Linked DNA regions of Homo sapiens: region 1 is linked to region 2. A link is an interaction called in ENCODE POLR2A ChIA-PET data of the cell type or tissue named here. Cell type or tissue: PC-3. All regions are shown on one strand. Links, peaks and the distances in the headings refer to the core of each region. The heading gives the core; the rest is flanking DNA.

The links. ChIA-PET counts read pairs that join two places held together with the same protein. Peaks named below come from ENCODE experiments on the same cell type or tissue, not always from the same donor. Only the 100,000 strongest peaks of a DNase experiment are listed, where the experiment ranks them.
Region 1: POLR2A ChIA-PET joins it to region 2 with 5 read pairs; 2 of 35 experiments call an interaction of 5 or more read pairs at or near these places.

What each region holds. Positions count from the first base shown.
Region 1 is chr17:61,703,521-61,720,718 of GRCh38, forward strand. It overlaps BRIP1 (BRCA1 interacting DNA helicase 1), which reads right to left. Exons shown (of 20, transcript NM_032043.3): 17 at 12,431-12,543. Among named protein-coding and RNA genes, the nearest start is that of NACA2, 120 kb to the left of the region's middle. In PC-3, for the core only: no CTCF peak of the experiment used is centred there; no DNase peak of the experiment used is centred there.
Region 2 is chr17:61,801,140-61,817,997 of GRCh38, forward strand. BRIP1 (BRCA1 interacting DNA helicase 1) reads right to left here. Exons shown (of 20, transcript NM_032043.3): 7 at 7,328-7,618; 8 at 114-335. Among named protein-coding and RNA genes, the nearest start is that of BRIP1, 54 kb to the right of the region's middle. RefSeq lists an enhancer at 14,619-15,641. In PC-3, for the core only: no CTCF peak of the experiment used is centred there; a DNase peak (open chromatin) is centred at 4,482.

The sequences.
Region 1 (17,198 bases), core at 5,047-13,046, 93 kb before region 2:
ATGGATTCTGGATATTAGACGTTTGTAAGATGCATAGTTTGCAAACATTTTCTCGCATTCTGTGGTTTGTCTTTACTCTGCTGATAGTTTCTTTTGCTGTGCAGAAGCTCTTAAGTTTAATTAAGTCCCATTCGTCGATTTTGTTTTTGTTGCAATTGCTTTTGGTGTCTTCATGATGAAATCTTTGCTAGAGCCTATGTCCAGAATGATATTTCCTAGGTTTTCTTCAAGGGTTTTTAGTTTAAGGTTTTACATTTAAGTCTTTAATTCACCCTGAGGTGGTTGTTGTATATAGTGTAAGGAAGGGGGTCCAGTTTCAATCTTCTGCTTACGGCTAGCCAGTTAGGTCCCACTTGTCAATTTTTGTTTTGTTGCAATTGCTTTTGAGGACTTAGTCACAAATTCTTTGCCAAATCTGATGTTTAGAACAGTATTTCCTAGGTTTTCTTCTAGGATTTTTATAGTTTGAGGTCTTACACTTAAATCTTTAATCCATCTTGAGTTAATTTTAATCCATCTTGAGTTGATTTTTGTATATGGTAAAAGGTAGGGGGTGCAGTTTCATTCTTTTGCATACAGCAAGCCAGTTACTCCAGCACCATTTATTGAACAAGGAGTCCTTTCCCCATTGTTTATTTTTGCTAATTTTGTCAAAGATCAGATGGTTGTAGGTGTGCAGTTTTATTTTTAGGCTCTTATAGTTTTCTTTTTTCCCCCTTTTCCTTTTGTTTTTGTAGTCTTCATCTGGTTTGGTTGCTGGTTAATTCTGGTCTCATAAAATAAATTGGGAAGGATTGCATCTTCTGTTTTTTAGAAGAGATTATGTAAAATTTGTGTTATTTCTTCTTTAAATGTTTGGTAATATTTGCTAGTGAACACAGCTGGGTGAATTTTTTAGAAGGCTTTTAACTATTAATTCTATTTCTTTGCTAGATAGCTATGCGTGTTATCTGTTTCATCTTGGCCTCATAAAATAAATTGAGAAGGATTACATCTTCTATTTTTTAGAAGAGATCTTGTAAAATTTATGTTATTTCTTCTTTAAATGTTTGGTAATATTTGTTAATGAACACATCTGGGTGGAGAATTTTTTAGAAGGCTTTTAACTATGAATTCTATTTATTTGCTAGATAGCTATTCATGTTATCTATTTCATCTTGGGTGAATTTTGGTATTTTGTGGGTTTTGTGGAATTAATCTACTTCATCTAAGTTATCAAATGTATATGTATAGAGTTTTTCGTAGTATTCTCATATTATTCTTTTAATGCCTGTGGAGTCTGTAGTTATACTATTAATACCTCTTTTATTCCTGATATTAGTAACTGTGGCTTCTCTTTTTTTTCTTTGTTAATTTTGCTAGAGGTTTATCAATTTTATTGATCTTTTCAAAGAGTCTATTTTTTTCTGTTTTTCAACTTTTATTTTATTTTAGATTCCAGGAGTACATGTGCAGGTTTGTTACAAAGGTATATTGCATGATGTTGAGTTTGGAGTACAATTGAACCTGTTACCCAGAAAGCAAGCATAGAACACAATAGGTAGTTTTTCAACCCTTGCTTCCCTCCTTCTCTGCCTCCACTTACATTCATTCCCTAGTGTCTATGTTCCCATCTTTAAGTCCATGTGTACCCATTGTTTATCTCCCATTTATAAGTGGGAACATATGGTATTTGGTTTTCTGTTTCTGTGTTAGTTTGCTTAGGATAATGGCCTCCAGTTGCATCCATGTTGCGGCAAGGACATGATTTCATTCTTTTTTAATGGCTGTGCAGTATTCCACGGTGTATATGTACCACATTTTCTTTATCTAGTCCACCGTTGATAGGTATTTGAGTTGCTTCTATGCCTTTGCTTTTGTGAATTGTGCTGTGATGAACACACAGCTGCATGTGTCTTTTTGGCAGAATGATTTATTTTCCTTTGGGCATATAACCAGTAATGGGATTGCTGAGTTGAATGGTAGCTCAACTCTTAGTTCAAGCAGCTTAATTTTCATTTCACTGATTTCATTATTTTTGTTACAATTCATCAATTTATACTTGTTTTTATTACTCCTTTTTTTCCTGTTTGCCTCACATTTATTTAGCTCTTCTTTTTCTAGCTTCATAAGGTAGAAACTAAGATCAATGATTTGAGGATGTTTTTTCCTAAAATAAGCATTTAATGACATAAATATCCATCTGAGCACTGCTTTAGCTGCAGTCCTTACATTTTGATATGCTGTATTTTCATTTTTGATCAGTTCAAAATATTTTCTAATTTTACTTGAAACTTGCTGTTTTGCCTGTGGATTATTTAGAAATATGCTGCTTAATTTCCAAGTATTTGGACATTTTTCTGTTATTGATTTCTAGTTTAAACTAGATTACTAGTTTAATTCCATTACAGTCAGAGAACATACTGGACTTGAGTTGGCTAATAATGTTGCTCAAGTCATCTATATCTTTATTAGTTTGTCTACTAGTTCTGTTATTGAGAGGAATTTTGAAGTTTCCAAGTATAATTGTGTATTTTTCTATTTTTCTCTTCAGATCTGTCAGTTTTTGCTTCATGTATTTTGAAACCCTGTTTTGGGGTGCATACACATTTATGATTCTTATGTCTTCTTGGTGAATTCACCCTTTTATCATTATGTAATGTTCTCTTTTATCCCTAATTTTGTTTGCTTGGAATTCTACTTTATCTGGTATTATACAGTTACTTGAGCTAGATCATTGGTATTTTGAATTCTGGTCTCCTTTCTTAATCTACCTGCTAGTGTTGACTTTTCAGAGTTCTCAAACAGCTACTCCACATATTCTGTCTAGGTTTTTTAGACTACTAAATATGCTTACTTCATCTTTTCTAGGACTGAAACGCCCAAACTATTTTTTAAAGTTAATTTTAGCTTTGTAAATTTTAACTTTTATCAAAGAAACACGAACACATAGTTTTATGTTTTCAATGAAAAACATAACTGTCCTTTCCCTACCCACCTCCTGTTTACAATTCCCATTCCTCAGAAACAATTACTTTCAATATTTTAGGTAGATCTTCTGGTTATTTATCTCCATATTTCTAAGGAACATTGATCCTACTACTACTTCTTGGTTTTTGAACTTTAGAACTTACGTACTGATTCTCTCCTGTGGAAGATGTTTATTTCTCTTATACCACTGATACTTCACCATCCCTTCCTGGGAATATTAACAACTGAGTCACATAGTGCACTATAATTAGATTTCCTTTATTGTACAAGACTTTTTGCCTTCCCTGGAGTTAATAACTGCCTCTTCTTTTTGTGGATTAATTTTTAATGTTTTCTGTCATTAATTAATCCCCAAACCATGCCATAGCTGTAAAAATTCTTCCAAGTATGGTCAAACCTTCTATCCTCTGAACTCAATTTAGACTACTTGCTGCACTGTTATCATTCCAGAGTTTTCCTTCCTGGTTGTTTTAGGAATTATCTTTGCCTCTATTCTGGATTGGAACCCTAGTTCCCTGCATCCTTGATATTCCTTTTTAAATTTTTTTTTTTTATTTTGATGGAGCACATCTTCCAGTAACATCCTGAGAAAGTGTCCATTTGAAGCAAATGTTTTAGGTCCTTGTATGTTGAAGGCTTTATTTTGTCTTATAGTTTATTGATAGTTTGGCTCATGTAGAACTTAAGTTACAAATCAAAAATTTCCCTAAAATATTTGAAGACAATTTCTTCTATTTTTTTGGTTTCAGTGTTGCTTTTCAGAAGTCTGTTATGATTCTGATTCTCTATCTTTTGTAAGATAGAGACCTGTCTTTTTGTCTTTGGAAGATTTTAAGACTTTTTCTTTATCCCCGGTACTTGGAAAGGGCACAGTGAAGTGCTTTGTAGCTTTTCCTCCTTTACCTGTGCCTGAGTGAGCCCCTTCAACCAAGAAATCGTGTTACTCAATTCTGAGAAATTTTCTTGAGTTATTTCTTTGAGATGTTTCTTTCCTTTATTTTTTCTGTTCTCATGATCTGAGCCTTCTATGTATCAGAAGTTGGTTATTGCATACTGATCCTCTAATTTTCTAGTTCTTCTTTCCTGCTTTCTCTTTTTGATCTGGAAAATTTCCATTTTATCTTCCAAGCCCTATTATGCATTTAAAAATTGTTGGTATCATGTTAATTTCTAAGCACTTTTTCTTATTCTTTTGTTCTTGTTTCATGGAGGCAATATGGTACATCTCTATGGATATTAAGATTTTTTTTTGAAGATTTCTCCTATCTGGGGGTTGGCAAACTATAGCCTATAGTGCCTACAAAAATAGCCCATGTCTTGTTTTTGTACAGCCTCCAATGTGTAGGAATGGTCTTCACATTTTTTTTTTTTTTTGAGAAGGAGTCTCATTCTGTCGCCCAGGCTGAAGTGCAGTGGTGCAATCTCGGCTCACTGCAACCTCCGCCTCCCAGGTTCAAGTGATTCTCCTGCCTCAGCCTCCTGAGTAGCTGGGATTACAGGCGTGCGCCACCATACCTGGCTAATTTTTGTATTTTTAGTAGAGATGGGGTTTCACCATGTTGGCCAGGCTGGTCTCAAACTGCTGACCTCAAGTGATCATTTTTAAGAGGATTAAGGAAAAAACAAAAAATATGTGACAGAGACTGTATGTAGCCTGCAAAGCCTAAAATATACACAATAGTCCCCCACAGCCACAATCTTGCCTATGGTCAAAGTTACTCACGGTCAAATGTAGTCCAAAAATATTAAATGGAAAATTCCAGAAATAATTCATACATTTAAAAATGCATGCCCTTCTGAGTTGCATGATAAAAATCTCATGCTGTCCCACTCAGGATGTTAATCATCCCTTTGTCCACCATGTCCATGCTGTATACTCTTTTTGCCCATTAGTCACTTAGTAGCCATCTTGGTTATCAGATAGAAAAAACATAGTATACGTAGAGTTTGGTACTATCCATGGTTTCAGGCATTTAGTGGAGGTTGTGGAATCTATCTTCTGTGGATAAGGAGAGACTACTGTACTGTCTGGCCCTTTATAGAAAACACTGGCCAATCCTTGTTCTAGTCTGTTGTGTTGTTTCTATTTTCTCAGAGTTCTTCTGCTGTGTTTTTGTTTGCTTTGTTGGACTTGTTTTGTTGTTGTTGTTTTGGTCTGTTTTTCATGTTACAGACTTTCTTTGACAATCTGGTGAAGACTCTGCACTTACTTAAGAGTAAGGCACTAAAACACTGATTGGCAGCTCTGAATGTATGGGTAGAGCTTATAGGCTGGGAAGTTTGCTATAGGGTAATTTGGCAGGAACTGGGCCAATTTGTAGATATTTTCTCATGGGGTGGTCAGTTTCCCTAAAAAGGAATTCTACACGCTTGGTAGATGTAAGACTGATTGTCAGCCTACTCAGAGCTGAAAAGAAAAGGGGGGTGGAGTTCTCACATTCAGTATGTAAAATCCCCGTATATAATATTAACCTCCATCTTTAATACGTCCTCAGCTGTGCCTGGTGTTGAAGAATACAGAGTCTCTGTTGTTCAACCTTTCCAGAAGTAAACCTGGGTGAGGGAGGAGGCTAATTGTTTCTTATACTAATTTGCAACCAAGCCACCTGTTTTTAAACCTTACTTTCATTGACATTTTAGATTGCTCCAAATCCTAGGCTTTTTCATGCATAAATCTGAAAGTGCTTGTTGACTATCATCAATGTAGATTTAAATTTCAGCTTTCTCTTGCCTGCTAAGTCATTCAGTCATTCGGCTGTTTTCCAGTGTTCAAAATGTGTTGATATCGCTTGTCTGTCACTGTCTCCTCTCTCTCTTTGTAATATTGTAGGTTTGACATTTTCATTTCTTTATTATCATAGGATTTTGAGGGGGTGAAGAGTAACATAAATGTTCAATTTTTCTACAAAGACAAAAAAAATCTAAATTTTATAGGGCATTATTTTTTGATATTATTTTAAAGTAACCTATAGGCTCCAAGGCAACAGACCATAACACTGGGAAGGATAGGAAGAAGATTAATATTGTCAATACTACAGAAGAGTATTGAAAGTCAATGGAAAGTCAGTGTGCCACTGTATTTTGGTTCCAGTTTGATTTATGTTTAAAGCATTCTATGGTATGGTAGAAAGGTATTTCTGTTAATGAAACAATTCAAAGAAAAAAGATTTCACCTTTTCTTTTTACCATTGTTTTCAAACTGCCTTGCTTAAATGAATTATGCCGGCTTGAGACAAAGATTATACTTTCAGTAAAGCAACAAAGACTAGTTAGAAAACTCATAGTGCAGTTGTAACCTGGTTGCAAAACCATCTTGTATGTTTCCAAAGGCTGTTCTTGTATTTCATAGACTTATATTACTTCAAATACTCTAACAGTCCCATGTGTGCTTAAAAAAATTAACATTAAAAGGAATCCATTGGTTTCTGCTTACTTTAGATCTTCTGTATCCCTTACAAGAAGAGTGCCTCAGAGTATAAGCACCTTTTCTGTCAATCAATATACATTATGAGTTTTATTAAATAACATAAAACATTTGCTTGGTCTTTATTTTTTTAATTTAAAAAATTTTACTTATTGATTGGTTTTAAAGGGTAAGTTCCTTTGTAACAAATTATTAATTATTGACATTATTCCCTGAAAATCAGTAAAATGATAGCTGGGCTCTCCATTTAAAAAAATTAATAAAATTCTAAAAGTACAGTATTATATATCAATACTATAAATACATGATTTTTATGATATTCCAGGAAAGCATGTTTTGAAGCTCTAAAAGCTCTCTGGGCAATGTTGTATGGCAGGAAAAAGCACTGAACCTCACATTTTTCACTAATTCAACAAGCATTTGAGACTTAGTTGGTTGCTGAGAATGTAACAACGTAACACATGTTCAAGGAAGAAAACAGATAGGCTATTACAATACAATGAGATATGTGCTATAATACAGATAGCAACCAAAATGCTATAGGTTTACTAAGGTATAAATAACTCTAGTTGGAGAAGTTTTAAAGGTCCTCATAAAGGACATGACTTTCAATGAGGTTTTGATTGCTAAATTTGCCAAACGAATTGTATGATAACTTATAAGCCAAGGCAAAGCATAATGAAAGAATATAGCATGTTTGATAGTTTAATACTGACATACTTATGTTTAATAGTGAAAAATTCGGTGGCTAGAGGTAGAGGATAAGGATGAAAAAGCAGGTATTACAGTTTTAGAAATGGATGGGAACAAGATGTAAAGGGCCATTTAGTAGCCATGTGGCCTTAGAAAAATAATTTAATTTCTCACAACCAGTTTAAAAACAATTCAGGCTGAGGCAGGTGGATCATCTGAGGTCAGGAGTTTGAGACCAGCCTGTCCATCATGGTGAAACCCCGTCTCTACTAAAAATATAAAAATTAGCTGGGCATGGTAGTGCGTGCCTGTAATCTCAGCTACTCAAGAGGTTGAGGCAGGAGAATCGCTTGAACTTGGGTGGAGGAAGATGCAGTGAGCCAAGACTGCACCACTGCACTGGGCGACAGAGCGAGACTCCATCTCAAAAAAAAAAAAAAAACAAACCCAAAAAAACCCAAACAAACAAACAAAAACAAAGCAAATCAAATAAAACATCAAGTAGCAACATGCATTGCTACTGGAAGTGATTGGTAGAAGAATCAAATGAGATAATATATGTGGAGAAGGTTTGTAAACGAGAAAACCACATACAAATATGACTTCTGTTTCACATGGTTTCTTGAAATTCAAGGCATTGCTTATACTAAAAGGAAGAAAAAAATCAACTGAGCTAAGAATACTTATTTTCCGCAAATTGAGTATAATGACTAAAAGTCAACAATTTCAAAAATATATTCAAGCGCCCCTAGAAACTATTAGCTGAATATTAAAATTCAAAAAAAAAATGTCAATCAGCAGGGAGACACAAAGTAAGCAGATGTGATGCTTCAATAACCTTCAGTGCAACTTGATTCCAAGTAAAATGGGATTTCTAGGGAAAAAAGGGGAGCAGGATCTCTGTAGCTTAACCATAGACCTGAATCACTCAGTTTGAAGAAAAACACATGCAGAATACCATTCTAAAATGATGGGGAGTGGCTGGGTGTGGTGGCTCACGCCTGTAATCTTAACACTTTGGGAGCCTGAAGCAGGAGGATCACTTGAGGCCAGGAGTTCAAGACCAGCCTGGCCAACATAGCGAAACCCGTCTCTACTAAAAATACAAAAATTAGCCAGGCGTGGTGGCATGTGCCTGTAATCCCAGCTACTCAGGAGGTTGAGGTAGGAGAATCGCTTGAACCTGGGAGGTAGAGGTTGCAGTGAACTGAGATCGCACCACTGCTCTCCAGCCTGGGAAACAGAGCAAGACTCTCTCAAAAAAAAAATAATAATAATAATAAAAACAAAAATAAAAAATAAAATGATGGGGAGTACAGTGGGTGACATGTTCTAGGGCTTAAATCTAGTTGTTGTAGTCTTATGTCTAAGCTATACACAAATACACATAGCTTATGTATTTGTATATATATACATATAGCTATGTCTAAGCGATACACAAATCTGAACCCACATGCCATCTGGTTTACAAATGGGCTAATGTAAATACACAAGACACCAGAAAAATAAAAATTTTTTATTTGACTGGTTAAGATTATGATTAGTTGTGGGACTTCTGGTTGAAGTGCAAATATGTCAACTGATCATGTTTTCATGATTTTACTCTTAACCAATTTCTTTTTTTTAGATGGAGTCTCCCTCTGTTGCCCAGGCTGGAGTGCAGTGGCGCAATCTTAGCTCAACGCAACCTCCACCTACCAGGTTCAAGCAATTCTCCTGCCTCAGCCTCCCCAGTAGCTGGGACTACAGACACACACCACCATGCCCAGCTAATTTTTGTATTTTTAGTAGAGACGGGGTTTCACCACGTTGACCAGGCTGATCTCAAACTCCTGACCTCAGGTGATCCACCCGCCTCCACCTACCAAAGGGCTGGGATTACAGGCATGAGCCACCTCACCTGGCCCAACCTGTTTCTATGAATTATCCAAATGCCTTACAGCTTCACTAGGAAATAAATAATTACATGGTGAAGTTAATTAAAATTTCATAGAGAATATAAAATATTAATTTGTGGGCCGAATGTGGTGGCTCACGCCTGTAATTCCAGCACTTTGGGAGGCCAAGGCAGGCGGATCACAAGGTCAAGAAATCGAGACCATCCTGGCCAACATGGTGAAACCCCATCTCTACTAAGAATACAAAAATTAGCCAGGCGTGGTGGTGCGAGCCTGTAGTGCCAGCTACTTGGGAGGCTGAGGCAGGAGAATTGCTTGAACGCAGGAGGCAGAGGTTGCAGTGAGCTGAGATTGTGCCACTGCACTCCAGCCTGGCTACAGAGCGAGACTTCATCTCAAAAAAAAAAAAAAAAATTTAATTTGCACAAAACCTAATTATAGCATTTACAAATTAGATGTTGATGCCCTACAATATGAAATTAAGGGATAGTAATGCACCACATAATGATGTTTCAGTCAGTGTGAAGTGCATATATGATAGTGGTCCCATAAGATTATAATGGAGCTGAAAAATTCCTATCACCTAGTGATGTCACCATTGTAACATTATAGCACAATGCATTACAAGTGCTTGTGGCGATGCTGGTGTAAACAAACCTACTGTGCTGCTAGTCTTATAAAAGTATAGCACATACAATTATGTATGGTATATAATACTTGATAATGATAATAACTGTGTTACTGGTTTGTGTATTTACTATACTGTACTTCTTATCACTACAGTGTACTCCTTTCACTTACATTAAAAAAAAAGTTAACTATAAAACAGCTTCAGGCAGATCCCTCAGGAAGAATTCCAGAAGAAGGCATTGTTATCACAGGAGATGACAGCTCCATGCATGTTATTTATTGGTCCTGAAGACCTTCCAGTGATTCAAGACATGGAGGTAGAAGACAGGGATATTAATGCTCCTGATCCTGTGTAGGCCTAGGATACTACATGAGTGTTTATGTCTTCATTTTTTTTTTTTTTTGAGATGGAGTCTCGCTCTGTCGCCCAGGCTGGAGTGCAGTGGGGTGATCTCGGCTCACTGCAGCCTCCACCTCCCGGGTTCAAGTAATTCTCCTGCCCCAGCCTCCCAAGTAGCTGGGATTATAGGCACCTGCCACCACATCCAGCTAATTTTTGTAGTTTTAGTAGAGATGGGGTTTCACCACGTTGGCCAGGTTGCTATCGAACTCCTGACCTTAAGTGATCTGCCCACCTTGGCCTCCCAAAGTGCTGGATTACAGGCTTCAGCTATTGCGCTCCCCATGTCTTCATTTTTAACAGAAAAGTTTAAAAAGTAAAAAAATAAAAAATAAAAATTTCAAAAATAGAAAAAGCTTATAGAATAAGGATATAAAAATTATTTTTGTACAGCTGTATAATTTGTGTTTTAAGCTAAGTGTTGTAAAAGAGTCAAAAAGGTAAAAAAAAAGATAAAAAGATAAAAAGTTTATAAAGTAAAAAAGTTACAGCAAGCTGGGCACAGTGGCGTGTGCCTGGAGTTCCAGCTACTTGGGAGGCTAAGGTGAGAGGACTGCTTGAACCCAGGTGTTCGAGACCAGCCTGGGCAACATAGCCATACCTCATCTCTCAAAAAGAAAAAGTCAGAATAAGCTCAGGGTAATTTATTATTGAAAAAATAAAAATAAATAAATTTAGTATAGCCTAAGTGTACAGTGTTTATAAAGCCTACAGTTAGTGTACAGTAATGTCCTAGGCCTTCACATTCACTCACTACTTGATCGACTCACTCAGAGCAACTTATAGTCCTGTAAGCTCTATTCGTGGTAAGTGCCATATACATTTGTACCATTTTTAATATACTGTATTTCTATACCATATCTTTACTGTACTTTTTCTACACTTATATACTCAATTACTTATCCTTGTGTTACAATTGTCTATAGTACAGTAACATGCTGTATAGGTTTGTGATCTAGGAACAATAGGCTATATCATATAGCCTATATGTGTAGTAGACTATACTATCTAGATTTGTGTAAGTACATTTTATAATGTTCCCACAACAATACAATTGCCTAACAACTCACTTCTCAGAATATATCCGTTATTAAGTGATGCATGACTGTATAAAATAATGATTTAAAAATGAGTCTCACAAAGCACAAATCTTAATGGGCAAGAATATTTAGAAGTCGGAGTATCATGATTAAATGTTTAGTTGGTGTTAATTCTTTAGGATCACGATTATAGTTTGTTTTAACCCTTCTTCAATGATTTGCTAATTTTTTTTTTTTTTTTTTTGAGACATGGTCTGGCTCTGTTGCCCAGGCTGGAATGCAGTGGCATGATTTTGGCTCACTGCAACCCCCACCTCCCAGGCTCAAGCGATCCTCCTACCTCAGCCTCCCGAGTAGCTCACATCTGTAATCCCAGCACTTTGGGAAGCTGACGTGAGTGGATCACTTGAGGCCAGGAGTTCCAGACCAGCCTGGCCAACATAGTGAAACCCCATCTCTACTAAAAATACAAAAATTAGCTGGGCATGGTGGCGCACGCCTGTAATCCCAGCTACTCAGGAGGCTGAGGCAGGAGAATTGCTTGAACCTGGGCGGTGGAGGATGCAGTGAGCCGATATCACGCCACTGCACTCCAGCCTGGGCAACACAGTGAGGCTGTCTAAAACAATAATAATAATAATAATAATTAATTATTTTATTTTTTCTTTAATTATTAAATATCCTTCAGTTTCAATGTTATCCTTCAACATTATCACTATACATAAAAGGCACAAGAAAATATAGATTGTAATCACATTGTTATCTAAAGCTTACAAATAACATTAAAATGAAAATGATTTTTTTTTCTGTCAGATGTCTTCTTTACATAGAAGCAGAATGAAAAATTGTGCAACTACAGAAGCTCACTGGGCAGTAAAATAGATTTTGTTTCTATTTGATGATATTTTAACAGATACACAGATTCCGTACTGAAAGTACACTTTCAAATAGAATATCTCCTCACACTGGCTGGTATATCAATTTTCTTCCCTGACATTTTGGGGGAGGTGAGGAGAGAGGTCTGTTTATCTATAAAATTGTTATCTGAGCTTTGATGTTCACAAGACAAAACTTTTTTGATTTGATAAGCTTTCTTTAATATTTACTGAGCATCTTTGTGTGCTATTCATTGTTAGATCAATCACAAAATTTCTTTAAACTTTAGCAAATTGTGAGTTTTGTTTTGGGAATAACTTATTCTTCTTACTCTTTTCAAATTCTACTTGTGACAGCTATCATTGAATACATACCAGTTCCTATGGTTCCAGTTAAATAAAATTTTACCAAGTTTATTATAAAGAGTAAAGTAGCAAGACTAGATTTATATATATAGCCCTGTCACAGATAATATTATATTAAATTTCACTCCACTTACCTACCAAGGGCCTGGTTTAAGGCCCTGTATGCTTGAATTTCATACCACTGACGGCCAGGTAGAAGACCTCTCAATTTTGAATGGTGGTCATTGTATTGTCGTTTTAGTTCAACCTAATAATTTTAAAATATATTTAAAAAATTAGTAGATAATTAAAGCTCATTTTAAACATCATATTAACTTCTAACAGTTTGAATATACATATTTTTAGGGTAGAGATTTTATTTTGTTTTTCAGTACTGATTTTTTTCGTTTCATTTAAAATAGTTTTATTTAGCTTCACATTCCTTAAATTACCTAATGCATATAACTAATCAGCTGTGTGATCTCAAGCAGTTTTATTGAACTTACATTCATTAAATCCACACAATTTTCAGTGTACAAGTAGGTGAGTTTTGACATATATAGTAATGTAACCACCATCATAATATAGAACATTTTCATCACCCCCAAAAGTTCCCTCTTATCCCTTTATAGTAAATTTCTTTCTTCCACTGCTGGCCCTGGCAACCACTGATCTGCTTTCTGTTTTGCCCTTTATAGAATTTCATATAAATATTATCATATACTATGTAATGACTTGTGACATTTTTCATTTAATATACTTTTAGAATTCATTCATGTTGAAAGGTTTATGAGTAGTTCATTCTTTTACGTTTATCCAGTCTGGTAATCTCTGCTTTTTAATTGCAATGTTTAGACCATTTACATTTAATGTAGTTATTGTTATGATTGGGTTTAAGACTACCACCTTGCTTCCCCCCTACCCCCCCAATCTGTACCATTTTGTTTTTATCTTTTGGATCAATCAAGTTCCCCCCTCCCCCCATATTATTTCCACTACTGGAAATAATATGCTTCCATATTATTTCCACTACTGGATTATTAGCTATGTCTTTGTGTGTGTGTGACTCCTCTAGGGTTTATGATATACATCCTTATTAGTCTACCTTAAAATAATATTTTACCACTTCACATATGATGTAAAAACAATACCACAATATACTTCCATTTCCTTTTATTGTCCTTTATGCTATTGCTGCCATACATTTTAGTTTTATACATGCTATAAACCCATAAAACATTTTGATTATGCTTTAAACAGTACATTATCTTTTAATTTTAAATAAGTTTATAATTTTGAAATAAGTTTAGATTTACAGAAAAGTTCCAAAGATAGTACAGAGATTCCTTATACCCTTTACCCAATTTCCCCTAATGTTAACATCTTATATTACTATAGCTCATGTCAAATTAAGAAATTAACATTAGTACATTAGTATTAAATAATCTATGTATTTTATTCAGATTTCTGTTTTGTCCCAAAAGATTATCTTTTAAAATATACCGTATTTACCCACAGATTTACCATTTCTGGCACTCTTCATTTTCTCACGTAGATTTAAATTTCCATCTGGTATCATTTTCCTTCTACCTGAAGAACTTTCTTTAATATTAGTAGTGCACGTTTGCTAGCAATGAGTTCTTTCAACTTTTCTTTTTCTGAAAAGACTTCACTATCTTCATTTTTAAGAGATTGTCCCACTTGATCAAGAATTCTAAATTGACAGGTTTTTTCTTTTGTTAAAGACGGCTTTTCATTGTTTTCTGATTTGCATAGTTCTGAAGAAAAAATATGCTATTGTCCTATCTCTGTAATGTTCCCCTTTCTTTTAGCGACTTTGGATTGGATTACAGTGTGCTGTTGTGTGTATTTTGCTTGCGTTTTTATTAAGCTTCTTGGACCTGTGGGCTTATAGTTTCTATCAAACTTGAAAAATTTTCAGCCATTATTTCTCTAAATATATATATTATTCTGCCTCGAAACTCTTCTTCTTAGACTCCAATTACAACTATATTAGACTACTTTATATTACTCCACATGTCACTGACCCTCTTTTTTTTCACTCTACACTTCATTTTGGATAATTTTTATTTATAAGATTTCAAGTTCACCAAATTTTCCTTCTGCAGTGTCTAATCCATCCAGTGTATTTTTTGTTTCATATAGAGAGATTTCACATAGGTATTTAAAAAATAGCTTCTGTTTCTCTTTTCAGTATGCTTATGTTTTCTGCTATCTTCTTTGAACTTACAGAGCATAAAACATAAGATATTTTAAAAATCCTTGTCTGCTAGCCAGTTCTAACATCTCTGTCATTTCTGGTTTTGTTTCTATTGATTGATTTTCCTCTGTATTATGGGTTAAATTCTCTTCTTTGCATGCCTGCTAATTTTTGATTGGATACTAGACATTGTGGGCATTAAGTCAGTGGTTACTGGATTTTGCTGTGAATGCAATTAGGGTACTTGGAACCAGTTCATTCTTTGGCAGCTTTGTTAGGGAAAGTCAAGAGCAGCCTTTAGTCTAGGGCTAATTTATCCCCCATACAAAGGTGAAACTCTACTGATGATTGTTTCAAGTACCCCATGTGTTATGAAGTTTTTCTCTTCTGGCTGCTGGGAACTCAAACTATTCCCAGACTTTGTAAGCACTAGGAAGTTTTCTGCCTACTCATTTCCCTGGCCTTATGTAGCTTCCTCTCATGTATATGCCAATCAGTACTTGACCAAAAACTTAAGGGGACGCCTATGCAGATACCTGGAGCTTTCTCTCTATGTAGCTCCATCCTCTCTAGTACTCTACCTTGCAAATTCTAGCTGCCACGGACTTTCCCTAAACTTTATCTCTTTAACTCAGTGTGACCACTGAGCTCTGTTTGAGTTTATTCTCCCTGAACTGTGGCCTAGTAATTGTCTCCAGGTAATAATCTGGTGCAATTGTAGTATTCCAGGACAAGTATATCAAATGGTACAGTTGTCCCTTGGTATCCATGGGTGACTGGTTTCAGAACTTCCCTCAGATACCAAAATCCATGGATGCTCAAGTACTTGATACAAAATGACTTAGTATTTGCATAACCTATGCATATCCTCCTTTATACTTTAAATAATCTCTGGATTACTTTAATAGCTAATATGATGTAAAGCTATGCAAATAGTTGTTACATTGTAGTGTTTAGGGAATAATGACAAGAAAAAAATCTGTACATGTTCAGTACAGAAGCAATTTTTTTTCAAATATTTTTGATTCACACTTAGGTGAATCCACAGATGCAGAACCCATAAATACAGAGGGCCAGTTGTGTATTTTTGTAGTAGAAGCCTAAATAAAGATATGTGGAGTTACTTTCTTGAAGGAAATCATTATATTGAAGAGACATTGCCCCCCCCCCATGTTTATTGCAGCACTATTCTCAATAACCAAGATATGGAATCAACCTAGGTATCCAACAACAGATAAGTGGATAAAGAAAATGTGGTATATATACACAATGGAATACTAAACAGTCATAAAAATGAATGAAATCCTGTTATTCACGGCAACATGGATGGAACTGAGGACACTACCTTAAGTGAAATAAATAAAAAACATAAAGTTAAACACCACATGTTCTTGCTCATATGTGGAAGCTTAAAAATGTTAATCTCGGCCAGGCACGGTGGCTCAGGCCTGTAATCCCAGCACTTTGGGAAGCTGAGGCGGGTGGATCACAAGGTCAGGAGATCAAGACCATCCTGGCTAACACGGTGAAATCCCGTCTTTACTAAAAATACAAAAAAATTAGCCAGGTGTGGTGGCAGGCGCCTGTAGTCCCAGCTACTCGGGAGGCTGAGGCAGAAGAATGGCATGAACCCAGGAGGCGGAGGTTGCAGTGAGCCAAGATCGCACCACTGCACTCCAGCCTGGGTGACAGAGTGAGACTCTGTCTCGGAAAAAAAAAAAAAGGTTAATCTCATAAAAATAAAAAGTAGAACAGAGGATACTAGCAGATGGGAAGGGGAGAAGGAAGGGAGGGATGGGGAGATATTTGTTTTTTGTCTTGTTTTTTTGAGAGACAGGGCCTCAGTCTGTCCCCCAGACTGGACGGCAGTGGTGCGATCATGGCTTACTTCAGCCTTGACCTCCTGGGCTCAAGTGATTCTCCCACCTCAGCCTCCCAAGTAGGTTGGACTACAGGTGTGTGCTGCCATGCCTGGCCAATTTTTTTCTTTTTTAATTTTTATAGAGATGGATTCTTGCTATGTTGCCTATGATGGTCTCCAACTCATAAGCTCAAGAAAACCTCCCACCTTGACCTCCCAAAGTGCTAGGAATACAGGCATGAGCCACTGCGTCTGGCTGAGATTTGTTAAAGGATATAAAGTTACAGCTAGATAGAAGGAATAAGTTCTAATCTTTTATACCACAGTAGGATGACTATAGTTAACAATATTACATCATTTCAAATAACTAGAAGGAGGAGATTACATGTTCCATACACAAAGAAATGATAAATGTTTGAGATGACAGATACGCTAATTACCCTGATCTAATCAATAAACATCATATGTATCAAAACATCACTATGTACCCTATGAATATGTACAATAATTATCTGTCAACTAAAAAATAAAATAAAGAGTAAACTTCTTGGAAACATTTTAGGCTTTCAAGATATATTAACAAAACTTATACAGCAGTTCCCTCTTATCTGCAGTGGTTTAAGTTAACTGCGGTCAACTGTGGTCCAAAAATATTAAATAAAAAATTCCAGAAATAATTTATGTTTTAAATTGCCCACTGTTCTGAGTAGCATGATGACATCTCATGCTATATCCTGCTCCATCCCACTCAGATGTGAATCATCCCTTTGTCCAGTATATCCATGCTGTACATACTACCCACCAGCAGTTAGTAGTTACTTAGTAGCTGTCTAGGTCTAAT
Region 2 (16,858 bases), core at 1-8,000:
ATTTATTTACATAAATTAAAGCAAAAAAAATTAAAACATCTAAAAGCTTTTACATTCAACATTTACATCTCCATGAGTAGGAAGAAGGTTCTCATTTTTACACATATACTCACACTTTCCCTTATTTGTGCATCTAGAAGATAGTTGTAGGGACAAAATATGATGTCAGCATCTTGTATTAGTTCTCGGGCTGTGTAATATGGACAGGCCTTTAGTTTCTTCCCCAGGCTGACAAGTTCTTCTATATCCCAGGCTTTGCACATCCCTTGGAAAGTCTGTAATGTGTGCTGATCACTAATTTTATGAACTCCATGATAAAAATAGCAGGATTTTCCCTAGAAACAAATATGCATAACTGAAATGTGAACCAATATTAGCATAGAAGGAATAAAATAAGCTTATCTCAGAATTTGAGGAACATCATTAAAGCCACAAGGCTAAGATTTTACTGGCTACGCCACCACACCTGGCTAATTTTTTGTCTTTTTTGAGACAATACCATAGCTACAATCACAACGAAGTCTGGTTGACTCAGACTTAGATAGAAGTCCAAATCGGAAGAGCTCCAAATACCCTAAATTAACTTGAAAAAAATTTCTTTTAAATATGTTTGTTATGCCTTTTTTTTTCTGATTAAACTGATGTTAGGCATGAAATACTTCTGAAAGGATTCACAAAACAATGGTATCACTGGTTGCTTCCAAGGATGAGAATTAAGTGACTGGGCACAGGAGTGAGAGATTTTTCTCTGTAGACCCTTTTGTACCTTTTCAACTTTGAGCCATGTGATAGTATTTCTTATTCAAATATAAATAAGAAGGAAGGAAGGTAAGTAGGTAGGTTGGAATGTCCTAAGGGGAAAAAAAGAAAGTAAGAGTATTCACTACAAAATATTCAGGAGTACCAAAAAAAGCCTAAATTATCCATAATTCTATTACACAAAGAATGCACTAGAAACATTTTGGTGTATTTCATTTCATATTTCTTCTATACATGTGTATATAAGGATATCTCTACAATGTGACCCAATATTAAAATAACAAGAACAAGCAAGGCACGATGACAGGTGTGAGCACTTTGGGAGGCTTAGGCAAAAGGACTGTTTTAGGTGAGGAGTTTGATACCAGCCTGGGCAATGTAGCAAAACCCTGTCTCTACAAAAAATAAAAAATTTTCTAGGATTGGTGGCGTACATCAATGGTCCTAGCTACTCAGGAAGCTGAGGCAGGAGGATCACTTCAGCCCAGGAGTTCGAGGATGCAGTGAGCCATGATCAAGCCACTGCACTCCGGCCTGGATGACAAAACAAAGCCCTATCTCTAAATAGTAATAAAAACAAGAACAAAGCAAATGTTCCCCAGGCATTGAGGATTATTAACAATTCAGCCACAATAAACAAAAATTTTTATAAAGCATATTCCCTTTGTTTTCTTCTGTCTAGCGTATTAAAAATCATACAAGGAAAATCTTGACATCACTAAGCATCTTTTCGTTGCTGCTCATATATGTACATTGAATTAATGTGCCATAGCTGATGAACCAGTTTTCTTATTACTGGGCTTATAGACTGTTACCAATTTCTGCTTTAGACATAAGGCTGCAGTGAGCATTCTTATGCTGGTTTCTAAATATTTTCTTAGTCTATATTTTTAGAAATGGCATTATGGGATCAGACGCTACAAGGTATTTTTAAGTTTCTTGAAAACATATAGTGAAATTATCCTCCAGAAAGTATATATTGCTTTGCATTACCCTTTTCCCACATCCTTATCAACACTGGTGTTATCTTTTGTTATCTCTATCTTAAAAGTAAAAAATAGAATCTTGTTTTGATTTGTATTTTTTATAGTTTCTAGCAAAGTTTAACATAGTGTTGTATGAATAGTCTAACAAGGTTCAATAGTAATTTGTGTTTCTTCTTTTATGTTATCTACTAATGCCCTTTGCCATTCTATTACCTTTTTTTTTTTCAGAGATGGGAGTCTCACTCTGTCACCTGGGGTGCAGTGGCACGATCCAATCTTGGTTCACTGCAACCTCCGCCTCCCAGGTTCAAGCAATTCTTGTGCCTCAGCCACCAAGTAGCTGGAACCACAAGTGCATCACCACATATGGCTCCTTTTTTGTAGAGACAGGGTTTTGTCATGTTGCTCAGGCTGGTCTTGAACTCCTGAACTCAAGCGATCCGCCTGCCTCGGCCTCCCAAAGTGCTGGGGATTACAGGCATGAGCCACTGCACTCCACCCCATTCTATCACTGGAAATAAAAAAATTTCATTACAGGCTGGGCACAGTGGCTCATGCCTATAATCCCAACATTTTGAGAGGCCAAGGCCGGAGGACTGCATGAGCCTAGGAGTTCAAGACCAGCTGGGCAGCACAGGGAGACTCAATCTCTACAAAAAAACAAAAAAAATTAAACCGCAGTGAGCAGTGACCACGCCACTGCACTCCAGCCTGGGCAACAGAGTGAGATCCTGTCTCAAAAAAAAATACTCATTATGTGCATTAATAAAAAAATAAAATGTTTGATAAAACCCAGCCCTAACAAGTGTCTCATATACTATTAAAAATGTACAAAATTAGAAAAGTATATATATTTTTAGTAGAAGTATAAAATTCTAGTAGTAGAAGTACATAGGCAATTTGTCAAAAAACTACCAAAATTTAAAATTTTACCATTAATGTGAATAGATGTACCCTGTACTGTTAAATAGCCAAAAAATTGAAAATTAACCAAATGTCTACCCATAAGGGACATGTTAAATAAATTATGGTAAATTAATACAAAAACTTTAGCCCTTAAAAATGATTTAGATTTGTCTATGTGTTGATTAGGCTCTCTATGTTAAGTGAGAAAAACATGTTGAATAACGTGTATAGAATGATTAAATTCATGTAAATTGCTTTTTTAAAGAATATGTGCACATACATTATAGCAAATACATTTTTTAAACATTCTGGTAGAATAGATATATAAAATCTTACAGTAGTTACCTTAAAGGATTAAGGAGATGGAGGATCTAGAAAAAGCCTCTCTTTTCATTTTCTAACCACATACATGTACTACTTCTCTTTTTCAATTGTCATTGGAACTAAGTGGTAGAATAATGGGCCACTTTTATTTTAATTAATTCTACTATTTATTTTAAAACGATTTTGAAATAAAAATATTTATTTTTCCTAGTTTGCTATCCTTAACAAAAAACAACCATACATAAAATATATAAATTATATCAGGGATAAAAGACTTTGAGGCAGCTATATACATATGTGTGTGTGTGTGTGTGTGTGTGTGTGTGTGTGTGTATGTGTGTGTACATACACATACATATATACATATGGGTTCAAGCACTTCTCATGCCTCAGCCTCCCAAGTAGCTGGGATTACAAGCACGCATCACCATGCCCAGCTAATTTTTTGTATTTTTAGTAGAGACAGGTTTTGCCATGTTGGCCAGGCCAGTCTTGAACTCCTGACCTCAAGTGCCCACCTCAGCCTCCCAGAGTGCTGGCATTACAGGCATGAGCATCATGCCCGGCCAATGTATTTTTTACAAATACATAATAATTTCCCCATATATATATATTCAAAATATTTTTGTCTAATAATTATTAAAATTATAAAATATAAAAATAATTAGTCTAACAAGGTTCAGCAATAATTTGAATTTCTTCTTTTAGGTTATCTACTAATGTCCTTTGCCATTGTATTACTGGAAATAAAAGATTTCATTACAGGCTGAGCGCACTGGCTCATGCTTATAATCCTAACACTTTGAGAAGCCAAGGCAGGATGAAATGTCTCTCTCTTTCTGTGTGTGTGTGTGTGTGTGTGTGTGTGTGTGTGTGTGTGTGTGTGTAAAATTAAATTGTATTTGTATACGTCTGTATAATAAATTAAATTGTATATATATACACACACATATATATGCATATATATAATCTTTACATGTATTTTTATCTATGAATTATCCAAAAGGAGAATCCGTGTTTTCAAAACATACATACATCAATACATACACAAATGTATCTAGATATTGCTAGAAACAAAGTAAACCATAAGAGATTCATAACCTATAAAAGAATGTCAGCAAATCAAAGGACAAGACATGAATAGCTGAGGACCAGTTCTCCTAAAGCTTTGTATTCAGCCATGTTAAAGGATGATACCTGTTAGTCCTCCAAAGTATTAAAAATAAAAATTAGGAGGAAAGGACTCATCTAACTATATTTATTTAGGCCATTTTCTACATTATTTTCACTCACTTTCTCTAACCTCTACTGTTCTTATTCTTCATACTGTGTCAACTTCTCCCTACCTCAATGCCATCTTTGGATTTTGTTTCTAGTGTAACCAAAATAGCAATGGATGAGGAATCAGAAAATTTGGGTTCTGGTCCCTCCTTGCTAATTACTTGTCTGACTGAGAAAACTCCAGGGCCCATTTTTCTCATGTGACTAAGCATCAAAAGAATATTTGAACCAGAAGGCTTGTAAGATTCCTTCTGACTCACTGACTATATCATCTCTAAAATTCCTTCCAGCTCTAAAATTCTGTGATTCAGGTAAAAACGTGTCAATCATCTTTCATACTCTCAGTTTGATACAGACTGAGTTTAATAATAGGACATTCACCATTTCTTCATTCCAAGCTTCTTCCATACAATTCTGAAAGCTTACCTTTATACAAAATGATCACTAAAGTGCCTTTAGAATCTATGACTATGAGCTATTAAGTCTCATTTTAACCAAAAAAAGATATATATCTAAAATAATATTTCAGAATTGTCATTCCTGACTCTAGTTAAAATTATTTTTTCTTAACTGAAACAAAAATTAACTTTTAACAGATAAGTGCATACTTTTCCAGTATAAGGGCACTTTAGTAAAAGAAACAATGAACAAAAACACATGTGCCTTGGATCAAGCCAAAAAATCAGAAAGTTTACACTTTAAGGGCAGTTAGAATGACACCCCTCTGCAGGCTGACAGCAAAACCAGAAAAGCTCATCCATTTTAGCAGTGTAACACAACCCTGAGGAAGTCTGTCAATTGAAGTGTTATCACACTTTAAACACTTCCATTCAAACTGTCAGTTATCTATTTATCATTTCGCTTTGGTAATTCAGTCAAAGTAAACACAGACACCTATGGTGACTTTGTAATTGCCCTTCATTACAATACCAAATTACTAACAGGGCTTGAGAACAAGAAAGAGGATGTTCATGTATGCCCGTGAGGTAAGCATTCTGAGGCAGAATTAGGTCAAGACAAACCACAAGCAGATATCTTCAATTATTCATATTACTAATATTAAAAAATAAAATACCTGTTCACTTTAAGACAAACTAAAGGCCAATGAAAAATTCGGAACATTGAAGTCTACTGAATTCCTTTTTATTTTTACATGATTCAAACTTATGAGTAAAGATCAATAAAAACGTAACCAGCACTGTAGGATTCTAGGTTACACAAAATGAAACTGTCTGCCTTCAATACACAATCTTACACTTTATCATTGCTTTTACCAATGTATTTTACCAATGTATGTTTTTGGTTGGTTGGTTGTTTTTGAGACAAGAGCCTTGCTCTGTTGCCCAGGCTGCAGTGCAGTGGCGCGATCTTGGCTCACTGCAACCTCTGCCTCCTGGGTTCAAGCGATTCTCATGCCTCAGCCTCCCAAGTAGCTGGGATTACAAGCATGCGCCACCACGCCCAGCTAATTTTTTGTATTTTTAGTAGAGATGTGTTTTGCCATGTTGGCCAGGCCAGTCTCGAACTCCTGACCTCAAGTGCCCGCCTCTGCCTCCCAAAGTGCTGGGATTACAGGCATGAACCATCAGGCCCAGCCAATGTATTTTTTACAAATACATAATTAATTTCCCCAATAACAAGTAAAACAAAAAAAGATAAAAATATGGTGACAATGCCAGCAAGTCTTCTTGCATAGGCTATATAGCCAAAAAATAAATTTCAAGCATTTGAGGAATTCAGCAGATCACTTAGTCACTATGGAAAGCAGTCTACTTATGCATGAAATTCATGGAGTTTTACCATAAAGAGCTTTATTTTATTATTTTTGAACACCTGACACTTAATACTTTCATCTCTCCTTGAAGAGAAGTTTTTTAATATACAGAGTAAAGGAATTTCACAATTCCTCAGTTAGTTAGAAATAACTCTTTGGAAATAAATATGACTGTAGGATTTCAACAATGACTTTGATTCAGTAATTCTGTATTCTCTCCTGGCTCGGAACAAGTCACTCAAGTTTTGCCATTGGAACACCTTACTACTTATACTTTATAATCTCGTTTGAATATCTGTTAAAGTATCTTTTGACCATCCCTAAATAAAGTTTAAATAAATTTTCATCTATAAAAGAGAGTATTAAGGAAGAAAAGCATAAAACAAAATAATTCACATTATATGGTAGGGGGTGATATATCAATGAAATGAAACTCTGGGGGCTATAGCTCACAGTTTTTTGTGTAGAACCAACTCTAATAAGATACTAGTGAAAAACAAAACAACTCTAAAAATATATTAAAATATCATTGGTCACTTCATAGTAATCAATTTATGGTTCACTGATTTGGGGGTATAATTTCATACTTGCAACTTCAATTTTAGAGTAAACTAATTATCACACCAGAACATAGGCTCCCAAACTAATACTGCCAAAAGAAATTATTTGAAAGTCATATAAGTCTTTAGTAAGAAAGAATTCTCTATTTCCACCAAGCCCAAATTCATATTATTCTAATTTCCCTGGAAAATTTCAAAACCACCAATGACATCTTTTGAAAGTTAATAATTTAGTATAACTTTTAAAAGAGGGGTTTGTATTTATCAGAATTATGAGGTGGGATAATCATTATATTTCTCATTCAATTAAGAAAATTCAAACTTTGCCCAGACAGCCTAAATAAACTATCTGCTTTTGAAGTTTTTAAGTATATAAAGTATATTAATTAGATCTAATTAGACTAAACCATTTAAACACTTCTATCTCCTCATATGATATCATCCAAGTTTGACTATTTTTGGTAGCAGGATTTAAAAGAAGAAACTAAGATGTCTGACTACAACAGAAATTAATTTCAAGGAATTAAATATCCCAAGCTTTAAGACCAAATCCCATACTTTAAAACTTGACTAAAGATTTTATTACAGGAAAATTGTTTTTTAAAAGATATCAATACTAGCAGTTAATTTGATTTTCCGAAGTTGATTATCACTAAAATGTACATATAAAACACATACTGAGTAATTTAAATATTTTCAGCCTTATTTTTTCTCTAACACAAAATAACTTTACTCACGTTTTTCCCATCTAGCAATTCCATGCACTTCTCATTTCTGTTGAAGTTACCGACTACCTCAGGATGGACACAAGTATGATCCCTGCTGGAAAGAATAGTCATTGGAACCCCTGAATATGCCGTCCTCCGGAGCTCTCTAGTAATCTGAGCAATCTGCTTGTGTGTGCGTGTCCCAAAATATATTTTGGGTATCTTGGATTTCCCTGTATGATCCTTCTTAATGGTATTCGATGACTCTTGACTGTTTCCTTGTTTAGTAGAACAACAGCACCTAGAACAGTGGCCAGGGGGCTGTAAGAAAGGAAAGAAACGATAACTAATATCTAAACTACCATAAAAAACGTTATCAAACCTCACATGGAATCAGAACCTGTAAGTAATGAATCACAATGGTCAAATAAAGAGAAATAACAAGAAATTATAGTATCTAAAACTTGCCATTAAAGAAAAAACTACAATTTAAAATTGGTCCTCATTCTTTCTTTTAAAAGTTATAAATGATATTTCCAAATTTGCATTCTTTCCAACATACCACTCTAACTCTCCAATTCCAAATGTTTTGAGTACATTTTAACTCTCCTCTTTCATAAATTATAAAAATGATAAAACAAAGTAGGAACAATTTTAATTTTTTCTTAGGCTTCATACGAACTTGTGATATTATAGTTTAGAGTTAATAGTTTTGTTCACAGCATAGTTCATTCAAATATTCCTTAATACACCAATGCTTTTGAAGCACTTTTAAATATAGTTTACAAAAGAATAGAATTATCAAGTTGAATCTAAAGGATCACTTAACAACTTCAAAAAGAGAAAATTCTTCTTTAGCAAAGGTACGAAAATAAATGCAAAATATTAATATTTAATAATGAAAGCAGGTTGCTTGTGTGGAACAAGTATATCTGAAATTCAGTTACCTGTCATGGAGTGTAAACCAATCAGTAAAATTATCATCCAGGGTAGTTTTTCCTGGACAATTTCACTTGTAACTCAGTTTCATAACTGAAATAGTTATATAAATGTCTCTTTAAACAAACCATATGGAACATCAGGAATATAGTCTACTTAATTTACCTGATTTTTCTCTTCTGTTTCCAAATTCTCAAATACTAAAAAAAAAAGTTTAATGCTATATATTAGAACTCACAGGTTCTTAATAACTACTTCCTTCTAAGTCTCAATTATTACACCAAATGACACAGAACAAAGTCTCATTTTAGAGAAATAGTGTAAAATGGTTAATTTATAGAAGTGGTCATTGATGGGGAGGGAAAAAAGGTAAATAGCATTGTAACTTAAAAGACTGTGTGCTAAAGAGTTTTAATTTAGTAGAACAAACACTCTACTTGACTGTTTTTTTTTATTATTGTAATCAGTAAGATTAGCCTTCATAAACAAATGCTAAGTCATAGCATGTTACACCACAATACTGGGGATGAAGCTGTCTTTTAGCCTCAACTCAGTGGAAAAGCAAGTTCAAATTACTCCCAGTCTCACTCAACCTTGTCCGCCATTAAATATTACAATACATGATAGAATGGATGTAAATGTGACCCTTCTGGAGCTGTCACTCACTGGGATAAAAGGTTCACTGATGTGCCAAATAAACAGTCAGTCAAAGCAGATAAAGTTACAGCCATGCTGGAATTGTTACATTCTCCTCTCAGGTTGCCAGTAACAGCAGATTTCATTACAGAGTGCTGCCACATTAAATAGCCAGTTCCAAATATCCTGCCTTCTATATTGAATAATTACTTATTCACTAAAAGGATAAAAAGAAGAGTTATGAATGGGGCTCTTGTCAACAGTGAGGCAGGAAACAGCTGACATGTGGTTTATGTTACATATGTTGCAATATCCAACAATTTACGGTCACAGAGAAAATGGAATGCAAATTATATCATGATATTTCTGACTGAATTCTTTTTGGCTTTTGCAATGATCACATTAATCAATTAACATACAAAAAGAATTAAGGTAACTCAATTAGAATTAATTTACTTTTTCATACCATCAATTTTTTCCCTCAATTATACTATTTCTCTTCCTTATGATACAGTTAAATTCATGTGAATACTAGAATGCTATGGCCCAATGCACTGTTATGTACTATATAGATACATTCTATCTAAGCATAAAAGTAATCCAATAAAGTAGCTTTTTCTCAAGGCTGGGAAAACTTACTTTTTGATGTTACACTTTTCAACATCAATTCCACTTAAAGCTTTACCATCTACTCCCTTTAATTTCACCTTTTCTCTTGGTCAAAAAAATTCAAACAATAATACAGAAATATTTTTTAAAAATCAACTATCCCATCACGAATAATTTAGTGTATAACTTACTGACCTTCATATATACATATCTTTCATATCTTTTTTTCAAATAGAAAGGGATGCTATTATACAGTTTTACAACTAGATACTTTGTTTTCAAAGTTTTTAATTTTTAAAAGGGGTGAATTTGGCACAAATAATTTAATGTTCTACTTATCTTTAAATGTTACACTAGTAGTGGTACTAACAAAAGCAAAAGATCAAGAACTAGTCTCAGAAAACTTTTCTCACTAGAGTGACTTTAGTTAGGACTTGAAATCTGTTTTTTCACTCCATAATTCAGAATATTATAAACCACAGCTAACTTTATATTAAATGTTTTTGTTTGTTTTTTTAAGTTGTAAAGTAATATGAACAAATTATAACATCTATGAACTTAAGTAGACTCCTCAAGAAGATGGTTTTCTTTTTTTGTTTTTCTTTTTGTTTTGCTTTTTTTGAGACAGACTTTCACTCTTTTTGCCCAGGCTGGAGTGCAATGGCATGATCTCGGCTTACCACAACTCCATCTCCCAGGTTCCAGCAAGTCTCCTGCCTCAGCCTCCCAAGTAGCTGCGATTACAGGCGTCCACCACCACGCCTGGCTAATGTTGTGTTTTTATTAGAGATGGGGTTTCTCCATGTTGGTCAAGCTGGTCTCGAACTCCCGAAATCAGGTGATCCGCCTGCATCGGCCTCCCGAAGTGCTGGGATTACAGGTGTAAGCCACCATGCCCGGCCAAGAAGATGGTTTTCAATAGGTACTTAGGCAAGTAAGGTATAAGGTGGAAATTAAAAGTTAATTCTTTTCCCTTTGCATTATTAAACAGGAATTATTTCTTCAGAAGCAATCTTCTATTAAAGTTTCCATTTAAAAGATTCGGTACAGGCCGGGCATGGTGGCTCACATCTGTAATCCCAGCACTCTGGGAGGCCGAGGCACGTGGATTGCTTTGGGTCAGGAGTTCAAGACTAGCCTGGCCAACATGGTGAAACCCTGTCTCTACTGAAAAAACAAAAATTAGCCAGGCATGGTGGCATGTGCCTCTAGTCCCAGATACTCGGGAGGCTGAGGCAGGTGAATCACTTGAACCAGGGAGACGGAGGTTACAGTGAGCCAAGACCACGCCACTGCACTCCAGCCTGGGTGACAGAGCAAGATTCCATCTCAAAAAATAAATAAATAATAAAAGATTTGGTACAATCATATTTGAAGACAGAAAAACTGATTGTAGTAATATAACAAAGGCTTCAAAAAGTCACTTATAACAAAAGATAATTACCTGTACCAAAATCAGCAACTTTCAATGCTCTAAGAAAACTAGAGGAAGGATCCTGATGCCAGCAGTGTCAGGAGGTCAGAATATCCCCCAATCAAATTACCAGGCTAATACTTTATGGCCTCTCTCTGAAACCCTTTGACCCAGGGGTCTTAAAACAATTAGATGAATAAAATTAAATAATTTTGTATCTCTTATTGAGTATTTTTCCTGCTAACAAATGATCATGTTTATCTTTCAAAAAGACTTTTTTATTTTCCCTTTGCTGTTTAAATTGACAGAGATTTCCTTTTCTCCAGGAAACTAGAGAATAAATTTTATAATATTCACTCTCATCCAATAATATATCTGAAAATCAATACATAAGACATGGGGCTTTCCAAAATCTGTAAACTCTAAGACCTGTAAGTGGCTACACAGTGCCAGAACCAAACTCTTTAAGAAATGGCTTCTTCTCCAAGCTAGAAACTGTTCAGAGTCCTTTTACTTCAAGAAAAGGCAAGAAAACCCAACCCAAGTAACTGCAAAAATATACTATCATTAAAAAAAAAAAACAGGAGATACATGTGGATGTGACAGCTATAATATTTCCATGTGCAGTAGCCAATTGTTTAAAAATACATTTCAAATCTACAATTATCAAAACTGTTCTTAGAACATCAGCAACCAAGGATTTTCAGAAAATTTTTCTTGTGTTTAATAAATTATATTCCCTCTCTTGTTGTATTATATAGAGACATGTCTACATTCTTTCAAAGATGAAGAGTTCGAAGATTTGATCTTGAAAGAAAGATGAATTGCTGAGTCCTTGCCACTGTTCCTTTCACAAGCTATAATTATAAGTTCAAACGGTAACATACCACAATGTCAACTTCTAAAGATTTATAACTTTCTCCAAACTTTCCCTACCACTCACACAAAAAAATACTATGCCTAAATACCTGAAAAATGAGCATAGCAATTAAATATTTTTAGAAATGGAAAATGATAAAGAAATAGGAACTAATTTCATTGCCAAAGAAGAAGTTCCTTTGCTAACTGTAAATCAGGAGAGATTCTCAAAGGAGACTACAAATTGAATTTCAAAAGCAGGCAGGAGTACGAAAACTAAGTATATAAAGAAGTAGAGAGAAAAAGAGAATGAAGAGAAACCTGTTTGAGTGAAATAAAAGGAAAACTAGGTCAATGAAACAGTAAAAAAAAAAAATACAAAAACTTGTGTTCTTCCATAACTTTCCACATGTGCATGTATTGTCTTTCCAACCACACTGCAAATTCCTTGAAGACAGAAACTATGTCTTACATTTCTTTATATAGCTCATTCATCGAGAGTGGTGTTTTGCACATAACTGTAACTTAGCTTTTTTTAAACTGATGAATTATGACTAAATGTCCCTGAACCAAATACTGTACCCATGCATTACAATTAAATCTGACAGATGCTTAAATGATGTCCTAATTTGAAGTGCTGCACATATCAAAAAGATACTTCAAAATCCAGATTAGCTTTTAAAGGAAAAAGTACAGGACAATTACTATTTTTCAAGGCCAAAAAGAAAAACCATCTTATGCTAGTATTTTAGTCGTGACAAACATATATCCCAATATTTTCATTAGTAATAATACTGCCATTTTTAAGCCTGTCCTTGTGCTAAACATTTTTCATCTAATATCCCATTTCATTCATTCATTGACTCAAGAGACATTGGAATCCCTATATATCAAGCCACGGAGAAGACAATGACAAGGATCACCTCATCTTACTGACAAAGAGAGCTTCATTCTTAAATTGTTCTACAAAGTGTAGTTCTTGGAGTTTATCACACCATTTTCACTCATAAACCAAGGAATTGTTTAAAGTTAGTTATATTATTTTATGAATGCAATTACAAAATATTCCTAAGTATGATCTTCATAAAAATTGTTTTAACTTATTAGTTGACATTTAAATCAAATATGTTATAACAAGATCCATATTATGTCCCCCAAGGGAAAAATAAAAAACACAAACTTTCAATTAATAGACTCTTTAGAGCAAGAGTCAGCAAAAGAGCCAGACAGTAAACATTTCAAGCTTCAAAGGCTATATGGTCTCTTCTTCCATAGGAAGATATCTTTTATGATCGAAATGTAGAGAAGGATTTCCTAAAACAATAAACCAAAAACACAAATGAGTGAAAACACAGCTTCATTAACATGTTAAACTTCTATTTAAAGATACATATTCCTTAAAGAAGGAAAGAAAAATAGGTAAAAAGGGGGCACAGGCTGACAGAAGATACTTGCAGTGCTTACAGTCAAGTGAGGATCAGTATCTACAACATATAAAGAATTCCAATAAATCTATTTTTAAAAGACAAACCCTACAGAAAACCAAGAACAGGCAAATCACAGAAGAGAAAAGCTGAAAGGCTAATAAATATCTGAAAAGATGTGCCATCTAATGTACAGCTTCACTAGTAATTAGGAAAATGCAAATTAAAACCATAATTAGATTCCATTTCCTATCCACCAGATTGGGTACTGGAGAGGATATGAAGAAACTCTTATTCACTGCTGATCGAAGTATAAATTGGCACAACTACTTGAGAGCAAATTGGTGATCTAGTGAAATCAAAGATACATATACCCTTTGACCCAGCATGACACTGTTAGGTATACATGCTAGAAAAACTCTTGCACATTAAGACAGATACAAGAGGAATATTAATTGCAGCATTGTTTTAATAGTGAGAAAAACAAGCTACATGTATCAACAGAAGGAATGGATGAGTAAATTGTGGGCTCTTTCCAATCAATGGAATAATATTATAATGAAAATATATGAATGACAGTTGTATGCATCGACATCGATAAACATGAACAAGCAGTTGAACAGGCTGAGTATGGCTTAAACAAAATTGTATTTTCCCCATAAAATTCTAAATAAGTTGATGATAGAAATAAAAATATAAAACTTCAGGTAGAGAGTGAGGAATCAAGACTATGGAAGATAATCTTAAAAGCTAACAATTGTCATGAAAAACATACCTGAAAAATGCTAGAAGTGCTGGAAAAAAAAAAAAAAACCCACAGTAAATATACTCTGTTCTGGTTTCTCCTCAGTTGTTTCATACCCAGCAGAATAGCTTTCATCTTAACACCTCCTCCTCAAAAGTTTTCAACCTAATTTATTAGGAAATGGGTTCTCAAATTAGGGTCCATGGGCTATTACAGATCACCCAGAAACTACAGACACAATTTTGTGTGCATTTTTAGAAAGTGAACCCCTAACTTTAATCAAGTGCTCAAAGCAGATTGTGACTGATTTGGGTTAGGGCTTTATTCCAGAATTTATATCTGGTTTTTTAACGAAAATCAAATGGAAACAACATTTTCTTTATAACCAAATTAGCCAGACATAGTTATTCTGTAAAGGAATAAACAACAGCCAAGAGAATTTCATAAAGTTTCCTCCACTGCTTCTGAACTCATTTCTATTTTAATGTTTGTTAATTACCTAATATTAACATAAGGCTAAAATACTCAGTTCACTAATGTATATTTCTAACTTCATTTTACAGATAAAAAAGGAAATTCAGAAGAATTCAAATTCCCACAAAATACACAATAAATTTGTGGAGAAGTTGAAATTCATAACCTTAAATCTTTAAAGTGAAGCTTTAACAGGATTGTTTTCATCTACCACTTAAGCAAAAAAGCAAAACACTGCCCTTTATTTCAAAAAGTCATGCATATGAAGAGCTAGTGGTAAAAGGCCAATGAACATAGAATTATACTACAAACTTTGAGACATAAAAAAGGGTTTTTTAATCTTTATCAACCATTTGCTGTTGTCCAAGCCATCTAAACAGGTACTGAATGCCCGTTGTGCAAAATCTCACATTAGCACACACTCTAGTAAGATAGCAAAAGTAACATAACTATACCTTTTCAACTATTCTTTTTTTAAAAATTCAAACAGTAGTAGTACCCTACTGCCACCGTTTCATGATTAGACTGCACAAAGCAGCTGTTTATCCACTCACAGCAACCAGCAGGTGAACCTGATTCAATATTTATCACAGGCTTTCATAGATCACTGCTAACCAAGCAAACGTTTTAATTAAGCTGGAACTTGCTTCAAAGAGCTCATTCAAGATGTCAATCAGCAGGTAGGGGATCAGATACAGTGTCAGGTGAGAGTGTGTAATACAAATCCACAACTTTCTTCATCCCATCGCTGTAAATTAGCCTGCTCTAAAGTTCAGACTCTGATTGTAACAGACTGCCAGTCTCCTGGAATGTGTAACTGAAGTCACTCAAATTCTATTGTGAAGGTTGTAAGCAATATGTTAAACTGCAGTGGGCTAGCACATTAAGACAGATCCTTTTCACGGTTGTTTTTTGATACCATAAGTGTTTGTTACCCTACTCTCCACTTACTGTTTACTTTCTTGCCTAGTGTAAATGGGAATTCCTTAACACAGTTGCTCCAGTTTCTGAAAAGTCTGTGTTTCAATAGAGTAAATCAATAAGAATTATCAGTTTAAGAACAAGCATATCATAAAGATGACTGACCTGCTATAAAGCAAAAATTATCCTGGTATAATAGAACTTTACATAGATGTGATTATAGCAATGAGTCTCAAAGCAGTGATGAGTCACACCGATCAACTTCATGAGAAAAACCCAGGGTGTTTATAAAAAATAAAAAGGGGAAAAAGAAGACTCAAACGAGCAAAATGGGGAAGTGGGCGGGTAGGCGGAAAATATCTTCTTTAAATAAGAATGCCAGCTAAGAATTGTAAATAAAATGATAGAATTTTAAAAATCACCATTTTGCAACTTTCCTGTACTAACTGATTCAGGCAAGTTACATAAATGGATGCTGAAATCTTTCAGTGAAAAGTTATTAGGGAACAGAATATTGACAAAGTCTCAAAATATCACCCCACAGATTATTCATTAATTACAAAAGGAAAATGTACCTTTACAATGAAGAGACCTGGCAGTGACACTCTAACCAAGTGGTGAAATTCAGCATCAATGGTATTGAGACTAACTGGCTTCATATGCCTCCTGATATAAGAAATATACTCTTGTGCCCATCTTCAATAAAACTACATGATTATTAAATCCAAACAATCAAGACATGAATCAAAAAGAACCTGGGAATAGAGAAACTGTGGTAAAAAGACATATATGTATTATTTAGTCGGTGAAAATTCATCCAATTGTAATTTATGATATGTACACTTGGTTATAGATTGTATTTCAAAAAGGCTTTTAAAAAAAACCCTATCTCTTGAGATTGCAGGTAATTTTTACTTTCTCCTTTATGGTATTTTTCAAACTTTCTTCAATGAACCTTTTAAAATGAGAAAACAATGCTATCCTATCATGTCATTTTCCACATATTAACCAAAATGCTATAAACAAAACATATGACATAGAGATTTGTGCTTCTATGGGCTTTAAAAATTAAATGGTTATTATTACATACAAGTCTCTAAAGCAGCACTACCCAACAGGATTTTCTGTGATGACAGCGTATTTGATATCTGCACTATTCAATATATTTGGCATTAGCCGCATGGGCACTTGAAATGTAATTAGTACAACTAACTGAATTTTAATTTTAATTAATCAAAAAACATAAATACATGTGGCTAGTGGACAGAATACATTTAAAGTATTATCAGAGATTCTAGAAAACCAATGGTTATTGCAGGTGCATTGTATGTGTGAGAAATTCTCTTCGTAAATTCAAGTTAGAAAGGAAAAAGCAAAAGTACACTGTAAAAATTGTGTGCTCATAGGTAAAAATGGGTTCTGCAGGTTGCAGCTCATGAAAACTGGGTTCACAATTTTTGTAGACTAGTAAACTACTTTTCTTAATCTTTTTTGTTCTAATTTTTGTCTGAATTCCAATCAAAATCCCAGCAAGATTTTTT